Regions from separate parts of the Mus musculus genome. Here region 2 is linked to region 1. The links are chromatin loops, found by intact Hi-C in ENCODE. Cell type or tissue: heart. All regions are shown on one strand. Links, peaks and the distances in the headings refer to the core of each region. The heading gives the core; the rest is flanking DNA. Region 1 holds the start of Cflar (CASP8 and FADD-like apoptosis regulator). Region 2 overlaps Casp8 (caspase 8).

The links. Peaks named below come from ENCODE experiments on the same cell type or tissue, not always from the same donor. Only the 100,000 strongest peaks of a DNase experiment are listed, where the experiment ranks them.
Region 2: it touches region 1 in a loop (4-fold over the local background); 4 of 42 quality-filtered maps call a loop at or near these places.

Annotation. Positions count from the first base shown.
Region 1 is chr1:58,707,165-58,718,317 of GRCm38, forward strand. Cflar (CASP8 and FADD-like apoptosis regulator) reads left to right here and starts at 6,122. Exons shown (of 10, transcript NM_207653.6): 1 at 6,122-6,495. In heart, for the core only: CTCF peaks have their summits at 3,119 (motif pointing right), 4,055, 6,082 and 8,258 (motif pointing right); DNase peaks (open chromatin) are centred at 4,337, 5,557, 6,077, 6,877 and 1 weaker place; H3K4me3 peaks cover 4,023 bases; H3K27ac peaks cover 3,951 bases.
Region 2 is chr1:58,796,980-58,808,132 of GRCm38, forward strand. All of the region lies in intron 1 of Casp8 (caspase 8), which reads left to right. Among named protein-coding and RNA genes, the nearest start is that of Casp8, 7.2 kb to the left of the region's middle. In heart, for the core only: a CTCF peak has its summit at 5,639; a DNase peak (open chromatin) is centred at 5,612.

The sequences.
Region 1 (11,153 bases), core at 1,559-9,558:
TCCGGTTCAGATATGGGAGTAGATGGGGGAGATTTTCAAAGGAAGTGTGTAGCGGTGGGTGAGGGGGAACTGGGCATAGCCACTAGAAAGTTCCAGATGCCAGGGACCCAAGAGGTTCCCAGGACCCAGCAGCGAGGACATTAGACAAAATACTCAACAAAGGGAAGATAGAACCTGTAGAGATCCTATCCAGTGGATAGACACAGCCCCTGGTTGATGGATGAGCCACCCTCCTACCTCAAAAATATTAATTCAGAATTCCTCTTATCAAAAGGAAATGCAGGGACAAAGAGGAGCAGAGACTGAGGAAAGGCCATCCAGAGACTGCCCTACCTAGGGATCCATCCCATCTGCATACACCAAACCCAGACACTATTGCTGATTCCAAGAAGAGCTTGCTGACAGGAGCCTGGTATAGCTGTCCCTTGATAGGCTCTGCCAGAGCCTTACCAATACAGATGCTGATGCTCACAACCAAACATTGGACTGAGCATAGGGATCCCAATGGGGGAGGTAGGGCAAGGACTGAAGGAGCTGAAGGGGTTTGCAACCCCACAGGAAGAACAACAATATCAACCAACCAGACACCTCAAAGTGCCCAGGGACTAAACCACCAACCAAAAAGTACACATGGAGGGACCCATGGCTCCAGCTGCATATGTAGCAAAGGATGGCCTTGTTGGGCATCGGGCATCACTAGGAGGAGAACCCCTTGTTCCTGTGGAGGCTCGATGACCCAGGGTAGGGGAAAACTAGGGCGCTGAGGCAGGAGTGGGTGGGCAGGTGGGGGAGCACCCTCATAGAGGCAGGGGAGGGGATAGGGGGTTTGTAGAAGGGAAACTGGGGAGGGTGATAATATTTGAAACGTAAATAATTAAAATAACCAATAAAAAATGAAAAAAAAGAGTATGTAACATTTCTGAGATGAGCTGGAAATTTTTAAAAAATTATGAAAAGGATTTTCAATATCTTAAAAAATATAAGACTGGGGACTGGAAAGATGGTTCTGCAGTTAAGGTTGCTTGCTGCTCTTCCAGAGGACCTGAGTCTGGTTCCCAGCACCCACACCACATCAGATGTTGTTTCACAAAGAGCAGCAACTCTAGTTCCATGGGATCTGACGAGGCTGTCACGGGTACCCACATGTGCTACACCCCCTCCAGTAGTGACTAGCGTTACAGGCCTTGAAACCTGGATGCAGTCCTTAGGGGGGAAGTTCAGGGAAACTTAGTCTCCTGGAACCGTGGCATTCTGTATAAGGAATGTTTCAAACTTGTCCTTGGGAATGGATCTGTGTGCTTTCTTTCAGTATTGTATTATTATAGGTGTCTCTAAGCAGTGACTTGCCAAATACCTAAGCATAATCGAACTTTGTTTCCTGGCCTTCATCAATGTCCTAGGGTAGTCCTTGAGCCAACCCTGGACTTGGAATTCAGTAAGAATGTTGCCTATTCAGTGACATTTAGAATTGCCTCTGGTATTGTAAGTGAGATACTGAAAGAAATCAGGCATTACTCTCTACTATACAGAGTTAGAAATCTCAGGGCAAGCTTAGCAGAGTAAGTTTAGGATTTTTATTATAGTTATGTATAGCAGACTGCATTACTTATTAGTAGAAAGTTTCCCCACACAATCACTTAGAATAAAAGCCAAGTCATTCTCATATACAGGAATGTACAATGGTTTAGGAAGTAGATCGGCCTGTGGTTTGAGTAGGAGCTAGAATATTGCATTATTCATGAGAAGGTTAGCTAGAGTGGAACTCCCTAATTAGAACTATGACTTGGGTGTGAAAGCCCTTGCCCCAGGAGTGTAAAGACCTCACACCTGGCTTCCAAGAATATAGCTGACCTTAGATAGAGCTGACTTTGTCTCAGTTGTTTTATTGCCCAGTACCTGCCAGTCTTTATGTTTGCATTCCTCTGTTTTGTGTTAGAGTCATTAAGCATCCAGTAAACTCATTGTACCTTAACAATAGTGACAATGATGTGTCACCTAACTTCCCTATTTTCTTCTGTATTAAAAGTCTGGTGCTCAATTTGAAAAATTACATTCAGATACATACTCTCTCTGGATTCATGTCTGTTTGTCATCCATGCCAACTCCTTGCTCACCTGTAACTACCGGAACCCGAGTTTTGCCTGTGGATCGAGTATCCAAGTGAGGTCCGTCTGCAGCACACATGCATCTGTGCACACGCAGAGACACGTTCTCTTAATTAATGCCACCATGTAACTAGTGCATACCTTTAACCCAGTACTTCCAGAGGCAATTGGACTCAAATAAAGAAATACAGTCAACCTTATACCAAGATATTTTATAAACAGTGTAACTCTAGTCTCATGAGAAGTTATATGGTCTCCATGGGTATCCAGGTCCATATGTCCACATATATAGACATACATTTACAGCCAAATAGAATATATATATATATATATATATATATAGAGAGAGAGAGAGAGAGAGAGAGAGAGAGCCAGATATGGTAATACATGATGCACATCAATAATCCCAGCACTTGGAGAGGCAGAGGTAGGAGGACCACTTTAAGTTCTGGGCCAACTAGGGCTACATAGTGAGTCTGTCTCAAAAAAAATGGTGTTGGAGGGTGGGGAGACATACAGCAATGGAAAATCAATAATATTCTAACAGTACACAACTAACTTTGTTTCTTCATTAAGAATAAGGGGACATGGTTACAGTTCTATGGAGCTTTCTAAGTCTGTGATCCTATGGTAGAACTAGAAGTGTATTTATAACAGGCTGGCATGCTTGACTCTCAGATTATCTATGAGGTGGTAAAATCTTGATGGGGTTCATAAAATGAATCTGGGGACAGTATGTCACTAGATATTTTGTGGGAAACTCTTTACAACATTATTTAAAAGTTATTTTTTTGTTTATGTTTTCAAGACATGTTTTCCCTGTGTAGCCCTGGCTGTCTTGGAATTTGCTCTTGTAGACCAAGCTGGCTTTGAACTCACAGAGATCTGTTTACTACTGCCTCCAAAGTGCTGGGATTAAAGGTGTGTGCCATCATGCCCTTCTAAAAGTACCCCCGGCCTTAAAAAAAAAAAGATTTATTTATTTATTTTATGTGTGAGTACACTGTTGCTGTTTTCAGACACACCAGAAGAGGGCATTGGATCCCATTACAGATGGTTGTGAGCCACCATGTGGTTGCTGGGAATTGAAATCAGGACCCCTGGAAGAGCAGTCAGTGATCTTAACCACTGAGCCATCTCTCCAGCCCCCTAAAAGTTCTTGCTACAACATTTTTGTCTTCTCAGCATGCTCTCCTATATAGAAAGGGCATATATACTGTTAAATTTTAGTTATCCAAGTATTATTTATAAGAACTCTGTAAGAGTGAGAAATAAAACTTGATACACAAGAAAAAATAATGTCATATACTAGTGAATGAATGAATTAAGAGTTTGAGCTGGGTCTGGTGAACACAGGCCTAGAATCCTAGAATCCTATTGAGAGGCTGAGGTTAAACGACATTTTTACCATGGGTTGTAAGACTAGAGGTTAGTAGAGAAATGCTCTGGGAAAGAGTAAGACATACCCGAGTATGGTTACAGGCTCTGCCGGGGACAGCTGTGTCCTATTATTTTATGGGATATATATTCTGTAGCTGAGTTACATGGTTTACACTTTTCCTTTATTATTTTGTGTGTTCCATATCTGCATTGACATGCGTACAGCATCGCACACACGGAGGCTACCTGTGTGGGTGTGGTTTTTTTTTTTTTTTTCTTTCTTTTTACTTTTACAAGTCATCAGTCTTTGGGAGCAGGGAAAAATATTTACTAGTTGTACCACCTGCTCCAGTCCTTAAGTAACAAGTTTTAAAGTGTAATTTAGATCGAGGCTTAAAGGCTAAAGGCTTAGTTTTAATTTTATTATGTTTATGTGTGTGGGCACACATGCCCTGGCACACGCGTGGTTATCAGGGGACAACTTGTAGAGCTGATTCTCTCCTTTGCTTCCTGTCCTCTTCCACCACAAGGCCTCCAAGAGAGTAACACAGAAAATGTGTTGATACTTTGTCTCCTTCCACTGGAGCGGCTCCACCGGATAAAAAAGGAAGCCTACATGTTCAGACTGGTAGAAATAAAGATATTTGTTATTTTATTTGTGTTTTTCTGTATTTAAAAGTGTATCTAGCCAAAGACTTTTTTTTGTCTTTATAAAGTCAAGTAAGGGTCTGGAGAGAATGCTTTTCGGCCTCTATGCTGACTGCTCGGAAGACCTTTGTCTTTGCTAAAAACCCGGCCCAGGATGCGAGCCAGGGCTCAGAGACGCTGCGCCTGCTGCCACGTCTGCTTTCGGTTTCTGGGCGTCTCCATTTTGCGGACCCTAAAGCACGCAGCGAAGTCTCTGAGACCTGAGCCTCTCAAGCGGCCACTTAGGGCCGGACAGGTACGTGACCTGCGCGGTGTAACTGGCGCGCTACTCGCGACGCTGCGCGAGCCTGGGACCCTAAGTCCCGGGCCGCTGTGCCGTGCGCGTTCTAGCCCGGCAAGGAGGTCGCTACGAGTCCGGCGCCGGCGCTGGCGCACAGGGGATGGCGGGCGGAGCCCGGGAGGGCGCGGAGGACTGTAGCTCCTTTACTGGCTTTGCTGGCTGGGTAAGAACCAGGGCTCAGGGCGACCACAGGTGGCAACAACTCCCAGTTCAAGGAGGCCTGGTGTGTTCAGGGGATGGGATCTTCAGGGAAGTGACCCTTAATGACCCTAAGGCACCCCGGAGCTGTAGTGACTGCATTGAGGACTGGAGGGAGCACCCATAAACCCCCAAGGGGGAGCATTCCTGTGTTCCTGTCGGAAAACTAAAGATTAACTTTGCTGGCCGAGCCACAATTAGTCAAGCACAAAACATCTAGAGAATTACTCATTTCCTGGAGTTGAACTGTCCAGTTTCCAGCTTTCCTTTCGAAAAGTTGGTTCTCTCTCTCTCTCTCTCTCTCTCTCTCTCTCTCTCTCTCTCTCTCCCTCCCTCTCTCTCTCTCTCTCTCTCTCTCTCTCTCTTTTGGTGGACAAGTTCGCTGGAAGTAAATTCAAGGAGTCTAATTAAATCCTCCGGGTTCAGGTAACCTTCGAAAAAAAATTTTTTAACAGTAAAAGGGGTGGGGCCAGAAGGGAGTGTCATATGTCAGGCCTTGACCAATAGGGATGATCTAAAATTTAAAACCTAAGAAGAGATTTTAGATAAAAGGTCGACCTCCTAGTTTACAAAAGGTTCTGAACAAAGCAGAAAGCTCAGCTCTCTGGTATCACAAACAAGCTTGGTTTGTAAGCAAATTATTTTTTTATTTTATTTTTTGGTATTCTGAGACAGGACTCTATTCTCTATACAGCCCTGGCTCTCCTTAAACTCACTGTGTAGCCCAGGCTGCCCTAGACTGTGCAGAGATCCACCTGTGTCTGCCTCCTGATTGGATTACTAGGATTAGAGAGTATGTCGCTATTAGTCACTGTTCCTGGGAGTCCACCAGAGATAACCACGTAGCCAAAGTTCATAGCCTATTGAAAGTCTTTATTCCAACCAGCTGGGATGACACTTAGGTACTGTGTGTATTCAGTGACCAATGTCCAGAGCACAGGGTTTCTGAAGGCAGAGACCTCACTTGGCAGCTGGAGCGGGGGGGGGGAGTGGGGGGGGGGTGGGGGGTGGGGGGCGGGGTGGGGCGCGGAGGTGGAGGCTTTGGGTAAGCAAGCGATTTGACCGCTAAAATCTTCTCTCAGCAGCCGACCCCACCCCCGCCCGCCCCCAAAGCTGGGCGTACACCACCACACTCAGCTTCAATGGATTTTTCCAGAAGTTTTATGTTGTACATTGTTTTTGATGACATTTAATTCTTTAGCAAGTCACCACTTGCTAACCTAGTTTCCCAAGCTGCGAGAAACCCGGGTGGGGGGTGGGTGGGTGGGAAGTGGGGTGTTTCCTTCCTTCAGAGAAGTAGCATGGGGGGCGGGATTTGGGGTATGTGCGGTCTTTGGGGTTTTCTTTCTTTTTTTTTTTTTTTTTTTTTTTTTTGAGCCTTGACTGGTCAGTTTCGCCCCTAGAGGCGGAAGTTGGCTTCCTCTCTGGCTTCCTGTAACTTTCCTCCGCCCTCTTGTTAGGATTGTGGAATTCAGCAATGGCCTCGATTCAGTTTTGGTGAAATGGCGGCCATTCTCATCTTCTCGGAGCCCTTCTCTTTGCTCACACTCGCGATTCTGCCCCCGCAAGAGTACTCTGGGGACGTCCTTATCGCTGGGAGAGAGCGGTCGCATCTCATTCCTGAACCTGTTGGGCTCGCTGGGCGCGTCACCTGGCTAGCAGCTTGGGCCAGCTCCGCAGGCTAACTTTCCTGGACGCCTACTGAAGAGTCTGCTCCTCTCTGTGTTCTTTCCAGTGTCTCGTTCGATCCAGTTTTCTGGTGGTCTCCAGCGAAGACAGGCGACAAAGCCGTTGTTGAGTGGGATGGGCCGGCGACCGCCCGGTGTGAGTAATCCCAGAACCCCTCCTATTCTTGCAGTTCCCAAAGGGACTTGGGAAGTTGGAGAGCTGACTCCTGATTAATGTAGGAAAGTGTTCGTTTCCTATCTTCCACTCTTGGTTCCTTCTGTGCTTTTTGGGGATCCACTCACAGCACCTCCAGACTTGTGGCACATTCAAATCCAAGTCTTTCTTGAAGAGAGCCAAAGACTTATTAAATTAAACTTGTTACTGGACTCAAATGCCTCCTTGTTAATTTAGTGTGTGACTCTGGATGGCGTGAAATTTCGAACAAGGTACTTGGGTGTTTTTTGTTTGTTTCTATAATCCCAGCGTAGAGGCTGCCTGGACAAAGCTCAAGGACAGCTTATCCTGGCAAGAAGCCTGCTGGCCAAGAGTGAGGCAGTGAGGGTTTGGCCCAGGGCCTTCCTATACTCAAAGCATTATTTCTCTTAAATCTCAGAAACAAGAAGCACTACCTGTGTTATGACGCCCTAGCTGACCTTCACCTCTGGGAAGACTTGACACCCCACCTGGGGCAGCTGTCTTGCTCCTTACTAAGGATTTTACTTCTTATTTTGCATTGCATTTTAATATCCAAAACCTTTCAGGCAAGTTATAATATAAATAAAATATACCTGCAAAGTAAATACAGACACTGCCCCCACCTCCCACGAGTCCATTCCCTAGCGACAGCCAGAGGTGGCTGGTTCTAGTCACATACATTGGTGTACTCAAATACAGTCTTTTGGTTGCCTTTAAAAAAATTGGGAATCTTCCCTTGGCCCCAGCCATCCAGCTCCTTTTCGTATTCTTTCTCCAAACAGTCTTTCAGAACAGATGTTTGTGGTGTTGTTTTTCTGTTTCCATCCTAGTTTCCCCTCCTTCCCCATCTTGTGCAGTGGCCACTTGGATTTGTTTCATTGGCTCTTTTTTTTTCTTTCTTTCTCCTCCCTCTTCAATTCTTAGCTTTGGGGAACAATTTCTTCCTTTGTGTCACTATTGAAAGAAAAAGACTGTGTGTGTGTGTGTGTCTGTCTGTCTGTGTGCCCTTGTCTTTCTAGGTAAAATTGAACTCTTTCTGCTCTTTGTACCTTATTCTATATTTATGCTCATTCGATGATCTGTACTCATAGCCACTTTTTCTTTGTCCATTTAATGCCAGAAAACAACAACAACAACAACAACAACAAAGACAACAACAACAAATCTTAGCTTCATTATTTTCCTCTTTCTGGGGTTTCTTTGGTTGAACACATTGAAAGAATTAAGTTCTGCCAACTCGGTATCAGATTTACCACTTATTCGAGACTGTGTTCTGCATTGAACTCTTCAGTTGAAGAAGACTGTGGTATCTTCTGATTTTTTTGTTTGTTTTTTGTTTTTTTTTCGAGACAGGGTTTCTCTGTGTAGGCCTGGCTGTCCTGGAACTCACTCTGTAGACCAGGCTGGCCTCAAACTCAGAAATCCGCCTGCCTCTGCCTCCCAAGTGCTGGGACTAAAGGCGTGCGCCACCACACCCGGCTGTATCTTCTGATTTTGAAGACAGCACTTCACTATAGCCCAGGCTGGTTTGCAACTCACCACGCAGCACAGATTGGCCTTGAATTCTCCAAATCCTCCTCAGCTTCCCAAGCGCGAAGATTACTGACATGAGCTCCTGCACCCAGGTCTTTCACAGTTTTTGATCTACATTTAATACCTCAGTTTTTATTTACTTATTTGTTTATTTGATGTATGTGAATAAAATGTAGCTGTCTTCAGACACACCAGAAGAGGGCATTAGATCCCATTACAGATGGTTGTGAGCCACCATGTGGTTGCTGGGAATTGAACTCAGGACCTCTAGAAGAAGAGCAGTCAGTGCTCTTAACCGATGAGCCATCTCTCCAGCCCACCTCAGTTTTTCAGTGTGATTGAAAACTCCACTTGCTTTAACTACTTTCAAGGTTTAGTGTGCTTTGAAGTAAGTGACTTCCTTCAAAGATCTTGTTTTACAAGTGGGAACCAGAGCTTCATGGACCTGTGAAATGTTCCATGTTTAAAAGTCCCCCTTTGCCTTATATTTCTGTGATCTTTTAAAAAATACTTTTTTTCTCTTGTAGCTTTAGTTTTTGGTTTTGTTTGAGACTGAGTCTCCTGGAGCCTGGGCCAACCTTGAACTCCTGGTCCTCTCTGTTACCTTAGTTATGGGTACACACTGCCATGCTTGACTGAAAAGCATTTTTTAAAAGTTAGATCTTTGTTTAAAAGGTAGGCACTTTACAGATATCTTGCTCAAACACCTCTAGGTGTTACGGAGGGGGTCCATCAAAGTCCCTGATGGAAATGAAAGTGTATGCATTTCTCTGCTGACTGACACTCCTACCCCCTTTTAATTAGGAAACACAAAAGTAGTAACAAGTTACATACAGAACCATGGCTGAGTGACTACTGAAACCTGAACAAAAGTTTTATGCTTGACTTATGCCCTGCTTAAACCCCAAGGCCATACTATTTTAATCTGACAGATAGTTAAGGGTGTGCTTAAAGGCCTAGGGAACCTATTAAAATGTTGTGGTGGGAACAGGGGGTTTTATATATATAGCACAAGGCTTTACCCTGGAGAAATGATGCAATTGCTCTCTGCCCAGGCTTTCCACAAACAAGCTGGCCACCATTCAGCCTAAATGTGGAATCAGTCTCGTTAACCATGGTTGCTTTCAGGAATGTCAAAGAATCGTTCAGGACCAGATAGGCGAGAAGTCAGGACTACCAAGGGGGATCAGAAGAAGCAGATGGACACTTTGTTACTTTATTTCCTCAAGTTGTCCGTTTCAGAGTCTTTCCTCCCCCACCCCTCACAGTTCCACTGTTTATCATCAAAAGCAGGGAGGGCAGGAAGCTTGAGCGACCACAGACAAGCGTTGCTTCCTGGCTTGCTCCAGAGTTTCTTACGACAAAGAGAACTTTTTATAATTAGAAAAACTTCTCTATATATTGAAAGGCATGTTTAGAAGCTCCATATGGTGATCATATGTACAGCTTTGGTCTTTGAACTGAGCTTTTGTGTAACTGGACAAGTGTATTTGCCTGGTTGAAATTTTAACTCAAGCCAAGCCAAGCTTCAAATGTCATAAATGCTGAGCTGTGTTCTCTTAGTCATTTAGAGTTGTTTCTTGGCTCACCTTTTTTTTTTTTTTTTTTTTTTAACTTTGTTTGTTTTCTTTCCCAGACAGGGTTTCTCTGTGTAGCCCTGGCTGTCCTAGAACTCACTCTTTAGACCAGGCTGGCCTCGAACTCAGAAATCCACCTGCCTCTGCCTGCTGAGCACTGGAATCAAAGGTGTGTGCCACCAGCTCTCAAATTTATTTTCTTTTTCCAAGACAGGATCAGTATCTACCCCAGCCCAAGCTGGCCTTGAATTTGCCCTTCTGCCTCAGCCGTGCAAGCGCTCTGCCTGAGTTAGACTATGATGAGAGACAAACCCTCACCTTCGGTCAGCTGTGTGTGGTAGGCCCTAGGTGCCTGCCAGGCTCAGGCCTCAAGAGCTCTTGAGCAGGTGACATATGACTATCCAGTTGCAGCAGATAGGCACACAGAGAATGTCCGTTTGTCCCTTTGCAGCCTACACTGAAGCAAGGTGGAACTGGTGGCATGAGAGGCATCACCCTTGGAACCTGGACATAGACAGAGCTCAGCTGTTCTACACTGAATGAAGTAATGACAGGGCTGATAGGAGGGATTATGGGTATCAGAGGCTGGGTATGACCCCAGGAAGAGTCTCCTGTGAGCTGGGAAGACCTCATCTTAATGGGCAAACAGTGTTTCCAGCCCAACGCTAGCCTTTTAGGAAAAGGGCCAACTGATTGTCAATACATTTTGATTAAAAACTAAATAAATAAATAAAAATAAAAATGTATCCTCGGCGCTCACTCTCAATAAGCTGTCATTTCTTAAACTCTTAAAATTTATGTGCCAGAGTGTTCGTTCACCCAACCTCAAACCCAAGTTTCTACATATGTGATTGTCCCAGAAGAGACTCAAAAGTGCCGAAAAACAATTTTATTGTTGTTGTTTTGAGATAGTCTCTCTGCATAGCCCCGACTGTCCTGTTTACAGACTTTGAGAAAACATGTGGTTTTCCTGACTGCTGTTACATGAAAATATACCCCCAGTTCCCTCTGCTCCACATCAGATGGTTTAGATACTTACAGCAACAACGATAACAAAAGACAAGGCCCGGCTACCTCTTCATTGTACAACTTAGAAATGACATTTGGTCTCTGGACTCAGCTTTTGCCAAAGCATTAAAATTTAAAATCTTGCTTACACCAAGCAGTTTGGCCTGTTTTTTCTTTCTTTTTCTGCCAAGGAAATGGAAGCTTTGTAATTTATGAACGCAGCAAATCCTGCTCTGTGTGTTATCCCCACAAATTCAGTACTGCAGCAGTTTATGCATGATTGCATTTTTAACTGACATCGTCAGATATAAGATAGTAGTTCTGAGGATGTTAGACTGTTGTCTTATTTGGGGGAAATTAGTTTAAGTTTTGGGTACGTTCTGCTGGGCATGTTGGCTTATGCCTTTAATCCCAACACTTGGAAGGGAGAAGAAGGCAGATCTGTGATTTTGAGACTACCCTGGCCTACATAATGAGTTCCAGGACAGTCAGGGCTATGTA
Region 2 (11,153 bases), core at 1,051-9,050, 89 kb after region 1:
CTCCCGTTTCTTACAAACCTATTTAAAGAAGACTCAAGAACTCGTATGTGGACACAGAGGAGTTGCTGGTCATGGCTGTGTGTCTCCCATGTCTCTTTCCCAGGAGGGAGAAAGGTGACCCCATAGCAGGCCATTTAGCTGTTATTTGATTTTGCCCAGTAATTTCTGTTTGTGGGTAGGTTCACTCCAGGAACTAATATGATTTCTCCAGCAGCCTGCATAGCCTGACCACCTCACCCTATCAGGTTGCTCTTTTTTCTTTTTCTTTTCTTTTCTTTCTTTCTTTTTTTTTAATCTTCCAACTTAAAAGAAATTCTAATAAGAAAGTGGGCATCTTCTTGCTTTATTTGACATTCCTCGGATTTACTGACCCATGTGATGTGTCATCCTATGCTCTCATGGGCTTAGTGCCTATAGGGGAGCTCCATGTGTTTTTTCCAGCAAGACCACACCCCCATTGCCCCTGTACAGAGGTTCATTGCCTCTTTACACAGTATCTTCTCATTGATGATTTTCAGGCTGTTGTTATGTGGTTCAAGTATTACCATGAGAGCTTCAGTTGCTGCACTCACAGGAAGTTCGTGGTCTCTGACAGGAAATTCTCAGAAAACAGTGAGCCAGAACTGGGGTAGAGGTTATAGAGGATGCTGGGAAAACTATAGTAACTCCTGGAGTGGACTGGGCCACAGACAGGATTTGATTTTGCTGCTTCCATGGTGCCCAGGTTCCTGGGCAGAATCAAATGCCAGCTAAAGGTCCTGGTACGATGGTGTCACCTTTGCCCAGACATCGAGGGTGGACATATGCTTTTGGGCGCCTCATTCAGTTCCCTCAGCTGTGAAGTTGGCGCTCTTTACTCTGAAAGTTTACATTCTATTTTAGGTAGCAGAAAACACAGTTTCAAAGTCCTTTTCTTTTTCTTCTCTTTAACACCAGAAAATATTTTAACTAATTCCCAGCAAGGAGCTTATGTGTTTGTACACAGGTTTGCTCACACAATGAAGGACCCAGGGTTTGCCTCTTTGGGGAGTTTGCTGTAGGAAAGCCCTGATTTTGACTTTAGGCTTATTTTTTGTTTGTTTGTTTGTTTGGTTGGTTGGTTGGTTGGTTTTTTTTGTTTTTTTGTTTGTTTGTTTGTTTGTTTTGTTTTGTTTTGTTCTGTTTTAGCTGTAAGTAGAAACTATCGAACTAGGAGCAAGGAGAACATCCCTGTGTAACAGTAAGACTTAGCTGTGGAAGTCAGCAAACCCTCAAAGCCCAGGCAGGACTCTAGGCCCATCAGAGGTGAAACACTTCTGGGGCCTATTTTTGCTAGTTAATAAAATTTTAGAAATTAATTCTTTTATTTTTTTTAAGATTCTAAAAGCAGGTAGAATGAAAGTTTTTCAGGTATATTCATATGATTTTTCTAAATTTCATTGATATTAGTTGTAATGTCTTCCTTGTTGCTTCTAACTTTGTTAATGTGGGTTTTCTCTCTTTTGCTTGGTTTAGTTTGTTTGTTTGTTGTTTTTAATCTTTTCTTCATATCAACTCTGCTTCTTTAATTCTTTGTGAAATTTTTTGTTTTGTTTTGGTTTGTTTCATTAATTTCTGCCCTGATCTTAATTATTTTTCCCATATGTCTTAATTTTTCTGTTGCTATGAGGAAACACCATGACCAAGGCAACTTTTAGAAGAAAGCATTTAATTGGGAGCTTGCTTCCAGTTTCAGAAGGTTAGTTCATTATCATCATTGTGGGGCGCATGGGGACAGGCAGGCAGGAAAAGTGCTGGCTGGACCAGTAGCTGAGCTCACCTGATCCACAAGTTACAGGCCAATGGAGAGTGAGAAACTGGGCCTGGCATGGGCTTTTGAAACGGTGAAGCCCACCCCCAGTGATATGTCTTTTTCCAGCAAGACCACACCTCCTAATCCTTCTCAAAGAGTTCCAGTAAGGGCTGTTCTCATTCAGACCACCACAGCATCTGTTGCTTTGGGGTTTAGCTTGCTCTCATTTTGCCACAGTCTTAAGGTGTTTTCATTGAGTTACTAATTTGAAACCTCTCTGACTTTTTTCCCATTTGTTTAGTGTGTGTGTGTGTGTTTAGCTATGTGCATGCCACCGTGCTCTTGTTTCACCCTGTGAGTTCCAGGCTTTAGAAGCAAGCACCTTTATCTGCTGAGCCATCTTGCCAGTCCCTCTCGAAGTTTGTGTGTCGAAGGTTTCTTTTTATTATTATTTTTAATCATTTAAAATTATGCGTATATGGGTGTGTATATGCATGTGAGTGCCATGCCCAAGAAGCCAGAAGAGAGTGTTGGGCCCCTTGGAGTTGGAGTTACAGATGGTTATGAGCTGCCCAATGCTGGGAATTGAACTCTGGTCCTCTGTAAGTGCAGCAAGTGCTCTTAACCACTGAGCCACCTCTCCAGTCCCTCTCTCTGCTTTGTAATGTAGGTGCTTATAGCTATAAATTTGCCTCTTAGGGCAGCTTTCATTGTATCCCACAGGTTTTAGTGTGTTGTGTTTTCATTTTCAATTTTGCCTAGGGATTTTTTTTTTAATTTCCTTCTTGACTTCATCAGTAAACTGGTCATCATTCACTAGCGTGTTATTTACTTAGTGTTAATTAGTGTGTTAATGAGTTTGTATATTTTTTTAAGCATTCTTTTGCTGTTAATTTCTAGCTTTACTTCACGGTTGTCAGACAGAGCGTGAGATGTTCTTTCCACTTTCCTGTATTTGCTAAGGCTTGCTTTGTGTCCTCTTACATTATCCGAGAGCTCTGAGGACCACCAGAAGACACGCACTCGGCAGTGTTTGATGGAAACCTTCTGTAGATCGCTGTTAACTCCATTTGATCTGGTATCTCATGTAACTCAGATGATTCTCTACTTAGAGATGGGAATGAAGTGGTGAAGTTACCCACTTACTGTGCTGGGTCAGTTCGTGACTTTAGCCTGAGTAGAATTTGTTCTATGTATACATCAATGTTTAGAAGTTCAATGTCCTCTTGATGGATTGTTCCCTTAATCCATATGAAGTAAACTTCTGTACCTTCTGACTAGTTTTGGGTAGAAGTCTCTCTTGTCAAGTATTTGAACAATGATGCTTACTTGTCTCCTAGATGCATTCCTTGCGTCCATGATACCGTACCCTTCTACCCCTTCACCTTCAAGGCAGTGTTCCTTTATCTTTGATGTCAAAGGGTTTTTTTTTTCCCCTCAATGACAATAGGTGGATCCTGTTTCCTTGTTTTGTTTTTGTTTTTAAATGCAATCTGCAGTTCGTGACTTTTGATTGTGATCCCAAGACCACTAATACCCAGAATTACTTTTGAAAGGCATTGCTCAAGAAGTAAGTCCAACAGTTGCCAAATGAGACCTCATGAAACTAAAAAGCTCTTTGTATGTCGAAGGAACTATTAATTGGGCAAAGAGACAGCATTCAGAATGGGAGGGAAATCTTTGCAAACTATACATCTGACAAAATATTAGTCTAGACTATGCAAAGAACTAAAAAAGTAAACAGTAAGAAATCAAACAATCCAACAAATGAACAAGTGGCTCACAAAAATTGAACTAAAGATCCAGGGGGTTGGCTGAGGGGCGAAGGTGCTGGGTCACCGAGCTGGACAACCTGAGTTCTATCCCAGAGCATACACGACAGACGGATGAGGATGGACGGACGGACGAGGACAGACTCCCAAAGGCTGTCTCTGACTTCCACAAGTGGCAAGAATGCCTCTCACTCTCGGTTGAATAAATAAACAAAAAAAGTAATTGATTAAATAAATGGTAAGAAAACAATGAAAACGTTCTCCGCTCCACTGGCCATCAGAGAAGTGTGAGTTAAAGACCTTTGAGTTTGCATCTCATCCCTGTCAGAATAGCAGTCATTAAAATAACAAATAATGGGGCCTAGTGAGATGGCTCAGTGGGTAAGAGCACCCTACTGCTCTTCCAAAGGTCCGAAGTTCAAATCCCAGCAACCACATGGTGGCTCACAACCATCTGTAATGAGATCTGACTCCCTCTTCTGGAGTGTTTGAAGACAGCTACAGTGTACTTACATATAATAAAAATAAAAATAAATTAAAAAACAAATAACATTTATTCTGATGGAGTTAGGAATTTTGCTGTATCTCTTTGGAATTTATTTAGCTGCAAGAGAGCTAACGAAACTGAATTTATTAGTTAGTAATTGCAATTCCTGTGCCCCCATACTTTGTAGTCACATTTTTAAAAAATTAGATATTTTCTTTATTTACATTTCAAGTGCTATCCCGAAAATTCCTACTTTAATGATGACATAGAAAAGCCAAAAATTACTAAACACTAATACTCCACTAATACTCTAGATGGTAATTGTTAAAATTATCATCTTTTATTTACCTAGTCACTTGAAAACATGAGTATCTAAAACCTGGCAGAAGCTATGTTATACAACAAGAATAAAAATAAAGTTATACAATGAACAATAAAATCAACAAAATGAATCCAGCAAGATTGGAAGACAAAAGATCAATATATGAAAGATTTATTGATCGGTTTGGGCAATGTATACCTGTGACCCTCCGAAGGCAGGACTTAAGCTTTAAGAGAATCATGAGTTTGAGACCAACCTATGTATTCATAAAAAAAATTAAATATATTCATTTGAAAAAAAAGATAATAAATAACAACAAACGCTGGCCCTTATACACTCCTGATGGGAACGTGAGCTGGGCCAGCCTCTAGGAAGTCAAAATGGAGGTTGTTAAAAAAAAAAAAAAAAAAAAAAAAGCTCTTCCATGGACCCAGCTGTATTTATGCAAAGGACTCTAAGTCAGCATATCATGGAGTCACTTGCACATCCATACTTATTCATAATAGTTAAGTTATGGAACCAACCGACCATTAAAAACAGAGGAATGGATGAGGAAATTGTGGCATTTTATATATATATACACACACACACACACACTCACTCACACACTCTCACTCTCTCACACACACTCACTCACACTCATACTCATGCACACACTTACACATTCACTCTCTCACACTCACATACATACTCACGCACACACTCACACACACATACACACTCACACAAATTTCAGCCATAAAGAACGGAGTGACAGCCCAGCGATGGTGGCGCACACCTTTAATCCCAGCACTTGGAAGGCAGAGGCAGGTGGATCCCTGAGTTTGAGGCTGGTCTCGTCTACAAAGCCAGTTTCAGGACAGCCAGGGTCAAACAAAACCAAAGCCAAACCAAAAAACAAAACAAAATGGGAAATGTTTGACAGAAAATAGACAAAAAACTGAGATAATCATTTTAAGTGAACTGAACCAATCTCAGAAGGACAGATCTCATTTGTTTTTTCATTTGTGGTTCCTAGATTTTATTAAGACCCGTAAATTCAAACGTACGCTGCGAAAGCAGAAACGAAACTGGGAGACCAAGGGACTAACAGGAAATGGGGGATGGGCAAATGGGGAGACTATGGCTAATGTAGTGTATACATGTATAGAACTTTGCACAGCCTTAGCCAGTGTCATTCTACTACTCAGGCCAGCCTGCTTGAGGCTGCCTCCTCCTATGTCCTGTCTCAGGAAAGCAGGAAGTGTGAGAGGCTCTACCCTCCAGCTCTCTGTTGCCCCCTGCCTGCCACAGACCCCAGACAGAGAAGGGGCTTGGGAGCAAGGTGCCTCCTGAGGATCCTCGGGACTTGTTTCTGATAAGGTCAGCTGGGCTTTTAAGCAGGGATGGATCTTGATTCTAAAGCTTTCTAGGTTTCGGAGTGCGGGATCTGGAGTCCACAAGGCCATAGAGGGTTTCAGGGTTTGAATACTGAAAGGGAAGCCGGGAGCTTTCTGTGTGAGTAGCTGCCTTCTTCCCTCTTCGAGGGTTCTCCCCCCCCTCCCTCCTGGGTGTTCCTGGACAGCCATCTATTGTCCCCCTCCTTGAAAAGAAGCCAAAATTCAGATCTCAATTGATTTGGCTGAACTGTCTCCTCACCGTCTCACCCACCCTGAAACTACACATCTGATACTCACACACGCACACCCCAACACGCATACTCCCAAACACAGACACAATCTAGTGATTTTATCTATTTATGTTTTTAAATCCGCAGTTCCGGGAATTGAATTCAGGGCCTTACCTGCTAGGCAAGGGCTCTATCACCAAACTCCCTCCTCAGCCTATCGTCTCTATTTTTTTGAGAAATTAAAAAGAAACAAGACAGCCCAGAGAAGGAAACAATAGGAAGCACAGTTTAAGAGCCCAGAAATCCGTTCCAGCGTCAGGTTACAAGTTATATTCAGTTAGAAAACGACGGGGTTGGTTGTTCATTTTATTGACGTTTGATTGCCTTTAATGAGGTGGATCCAACACCTGCCTGCTGCGGCTTGTTGATCGTGCTCCTGTGTGATGTGTGGAGTTCTTTGGGGTTTAGGGGAGCCCAATTCTGGGAGCAGCCTTGCCTAGAAGGCAGAGGCAGAGCTCAAGGTTAGGATTTGGTCTGATGGAGCCTCTCAGATTCTCTCAGGCTTTGGATGACGTATTGACTTTTATCCCTGGAAAGGTTTTTATCCCTGGAAAGGTTTTTATCCCTGGAAAGTTCTAGCAAGTTTCATTTTATGTCTCCCCACCACCTCCATCTCGGAGTCGGTTATCTAAATCTCAGGAGGGGCAGAATGTACCTTATTATTTATGGAATAATGATTAGAAACAGTAACCTGGCACAAGAGGGTGTGGTGGAGCTTGGATCATAGATCGGGCCTCCGGTCTAAGTAGACTAGCACTTCCTCAACAGTGGGCAGGCCACACACTCCATTTTATGTGCAGTTTTTTCCGTTTTTTTCTTTTTTTTTTAATTCTTTAACTTTTAATCTTTGGCCATTGTACCCATTTGAAAATACGACTATTAGTAATTCTCTATTGAATTTCCTCATTGTCTTCTAATAGAATAAAATAGCATATCTCTTTCTGTATATGTGTGCGTGTTGTGGTATGCTCACTCACTGTTCTGTGTGCATTCTTCAGGTGCTATCTTGGGTCTTTTGCTGGCCTGAAACTCTCCAGGTAGCTCAGGCAGCCTGGCTGGTGTTTTAAAAACTCCACATTTTAATGTGTGTGCTTTTGGAACTACTGAGTGACTGGTGAGTCTGAGCCTATCTCTGGCTGACTAGCTGATTTAAGTTATGATTTAGTGCAATAGGAAAATGAAGACTGTAGTAACCATTTCTTCAGAGGCTTCTAGCAAAATGAGATAAGAAAATGATTTATGTAGTTATGGGTACTTCTGAATGCTTCTAAGTCATAATGTAAACATTGATTTACATTTAAATATTTTAAGTTATTCATATATAAAATATGAAATGTTCTATATATCATAAAGTGGAAACATATTTAGATTATTTGACAGCAATAATAAAATATATAAATAATATGATAAACTCAAATACTTCTCAAATTTATTTATACATATCTATTTTTGTAGAGAGATGTGAATAAATTTCAGGACACAATGCCAAATAGGACCAGAGAGTTACTTTAGAATGATAAGATTTAAATGATTTTCTTTTCTTTTCTTTTCTTTTCTTTTCTTTTCTTTTCTTTTCTTTTCTTTTCTTTTCTTTTCTTTTCTTTTCTCTTCTCTTCTTTTCTTTTCTTTTCTTTTCTTTTCTTTTCTTTTCTTTTCTTACTTTTCCACACTTTCTCTGTGAGGTGTTTTACACTTAGTGTCTTCAGTAACAAAAACAACAGCAAGCATTTCAAAAATATTAACAGTGTTAATTTCCCACAAGTTCAAGTCACCAGTTTAGGTCCCATAAAATGAGGCCACAGTGTGGTCCCCGTTCTTATAGAGTGAGTGACTAAACTCACCCATGGTCTCACAAATTCCATGAAACTGATTGCTTTTTGCGGGGCTATGAGTAGAGAAATGTGTGACCCAAACAGGAACAAGCAAGCAAGATGGAACGTCAGGTACCATGGAGAGGCCTGGGAAGCTAAGAGGCCTTACCAACTCCTTCAGAAGCAGTCACCTCATAGAGGTGCAGGGAAGAGTGAGCTGGGATGGGCACAGGGGCCAGATGCCCATCACACCATGTCCAGACTCACTGTCACACTGACCTCAGGTCATAACGTGGGGGAAGGTGTTGTTCTGTGGGAAAGGGACTTGTAAGGAGGAAGGAGGGTGTGGGGTGGGAGGAGGAGAAGAGATGGTGGGATCGTCAAGGGTAAACAGAAAGGGTGATAGACATAAATGAAAGAAATGGTCAAAGAACAAGCCTAGCCAATTAAAACAATTAAAAGTTTTAAACAGCTCTCTTTAAGCTCTCACCTTTCTTACTCTCTAGCCCTCCTTCTCTCTCTCTTCCCTCCTCTCTCCACGTGGCCATAGCCGGCATCTCTCTCTTTCTACCTTCTCCCTTTCTCCCTGCCTTCCTACAATAAAGCTGTTTAAAAAAAAAGTTTTAAACAAAAGAAATGCTGTTGAATTTGTGATGCCTGAAAAGGCTTATTAACTAAATTCCTTGACCGTATAATATTATAGGAAAGTATTCTAAGGAAATAGGATTCAGAGATTTACATTTTAAAATTATCCTGAGTTTAATAATGACTGGTTATGTGAATTACGTACTTATGGTAGATGCCTTATGGATACTAAAATCTGTGTTATAGAGAAAAAAGACATCAGAACGTATTTTCAGTATTATTAATGGGAAAAAAGCATGATTAAAATATTTGGCAGATTAAGCAGTAAAATATTACTACATATTTATCTTTGGTTGGTGGAATTACAGGTAGTTTTATTTATTTTTAAAATATTATTTTATTATTTAATGTATATTTAATGTATATGTCTTCAGACACACCAGAATAGGGCATCAGATCCCATTACAGATGGTTGTGAGCCACCATGTGGTTGTTGGGAATTGAACTCAGGACCTCTGGAAGAGCAGTCAGTGCTCTTAAACCATTGAGCTGTCTCTCCAGCCCAGAAGTCTTGTTTCTTTTTCTTGTGGATTTTTTTTCCCTATTAAATGGGATTTTAACAGATTAAACTGCTTTAAAATTTTAAGGGTGTTTGGCCTAATGTTGATCAACACACTGGCCCTAAGTTAAGGTACTTTTGTGATTACATCATGGATTTGGGAAGGACGCATGTTCTCTCCTGGGAGAGATTCACAGCTAGAATATGCCCCCTGATCTGTCTGTTCACTTTGGGTTTCTCTGAAAGATGTGTGAGCTGGGTTTTTTTCCCATATGAAGTTGAGTATTGTTCTTTCAAAATATATAAAAACATTGTATTGGAATATTGATGGGGATAGCATTGAATCTGGAGATTGCTTTTGATAAAATGGCCATTTTTACTTTGTTAATCCTACTGATCTTTGAGCATGGGCTATCTTTCCATCTTCTGATACCTTCTTCAGTTTCTTTCTTCAAAGACTTGAATCTTTTGTCATGCAGGCCTTTCAGTTGCTTGGTTAGAGTTACCCCAAGATATTTTATAGTATCTGTGGCTATTGTGAAGGATGCTGTTCTCTTCTCTTCTCTTCTCTTCTCTTCTCTTCTCTTCTCTTCTCTTCTCTTCTCTTCTCTTCTCTTCTCTTCTCTTCTCTTCTCCCCTCCCCTCCCCTCCCCTCCCCTCCCCTCCCCTCCCCTCCCCTCCCCTCCCCTCTTCTCTTCTCTTCTCTTCTCTTCTCTCTTGTTTTACTGAGTCCTGCCTCTCTGGGGTACCCAGGCACCTGGGAGGGGACAGGGCAAAGTCCGAATCTTTGGGGGAAGGCAAGTTTCCAGTTCTCTAAGAACTTGGTTCTAATGCTAAGTTTTCTTAAGAGCATTTGTGCTGACGCCCAGACTGAGAGGCACTTCCTGCCCTGCCTTGGACTTCCTGGAAGTCAACTTCCTGTCTTCTACACCATACAGTCTTTAACACGGGAACACACCCAGCATTTCTTTTCATTCTCTTATTTTCTCTTCCTCTCCAAGTCTAACAATTTATTTAAGAAAGGTGCTTATTTTTCAAAGCTGGCAACCTGGCTCAATCCCCAAAACCCACACAAATGTGGAAGGCAGGAGCTCTTCCCAGAGGTCCTGGTACACTTGCTGTGGCACACACATGCCTATACCCAACACACACACACACACACACACACACACACACACAAATAATGAATTCAGTAAAAGGGAAATAAGTCAGAACTTATAGAAGATGAGAGAAATGTCTTTGTGTGGTGTCATTCCAACAATTAATATGTGAATGTACTGGGCATGGCACTCATCTTCAATTCCAGCTCTTGAGAGGCCATGGCAGGAAGACAGTACCGGTGCACACTGAATTCCAGAACTTTTTTCCTTTTTTCCTTTTTTCCTTTTCCTTTTCCTCCCCTCCTCTCCTCTCCCTCCCCTTTTTCCTTTTCTCCTTTTCTTTTCTTTTTCTTCTCTTTTCTTTCTTTTCTTTCTCGTCGTACTGAGTCCTGCCTCTCTGGGGTACCCAGGAACCTGGGAGGGGTCAGGGCAAAGTCCGAATCAGGGAGTCCACAATGATTCCTGGTCTTCTCTCTGGCGTACCATCCCAGGGAGTCAGGAACTGGTCTGCGGTCTTTGCTTCTCCTCAGGGCATCTTTGTGACAAGCAGGAGAGGGGAGATGGAGCCCCACATGAGCAGAATTCAGTCTGATTAGGAGTGAGGGGCTGGAGAGGAGGCAGCCTTCTTCTGGAGTCTTAGGCATGGCTCCTTAGTCAAAGGCCTTCTTCTTGGGTGATCCTTAATGGAGCAGCTTTCTGAGACAATCCTTGCTTGTTTTTTATTGCTTTATTTGATGGTGGATGTAAATGCGTACACTTTATTCGGGATGACCAAGGGGTTATATACCTTTTGGGGGCAGGATATCCAGGAAGGGAAGCTCATTGGCTGAAGGCTCAAGGCTATCTAGACACCTCATTAACATGAAGAAGAATTCCAAGTGTTATGCTATGTGACTGACTGTCTGGTCTTCTCAGTGGGGTGTAGTGGTTACATGTTGTAGAGCAGGTACAGAGACAGGTAGGGAATGGCTCCATTCCTGCCACCAAATCTCTGAGATTCCTGGTTTGAGCTCATTCAGCCTTAAATTCTTATGCCTGTCTGGTAGTGCATTCCCACATGTCCTACATTCTAACGTT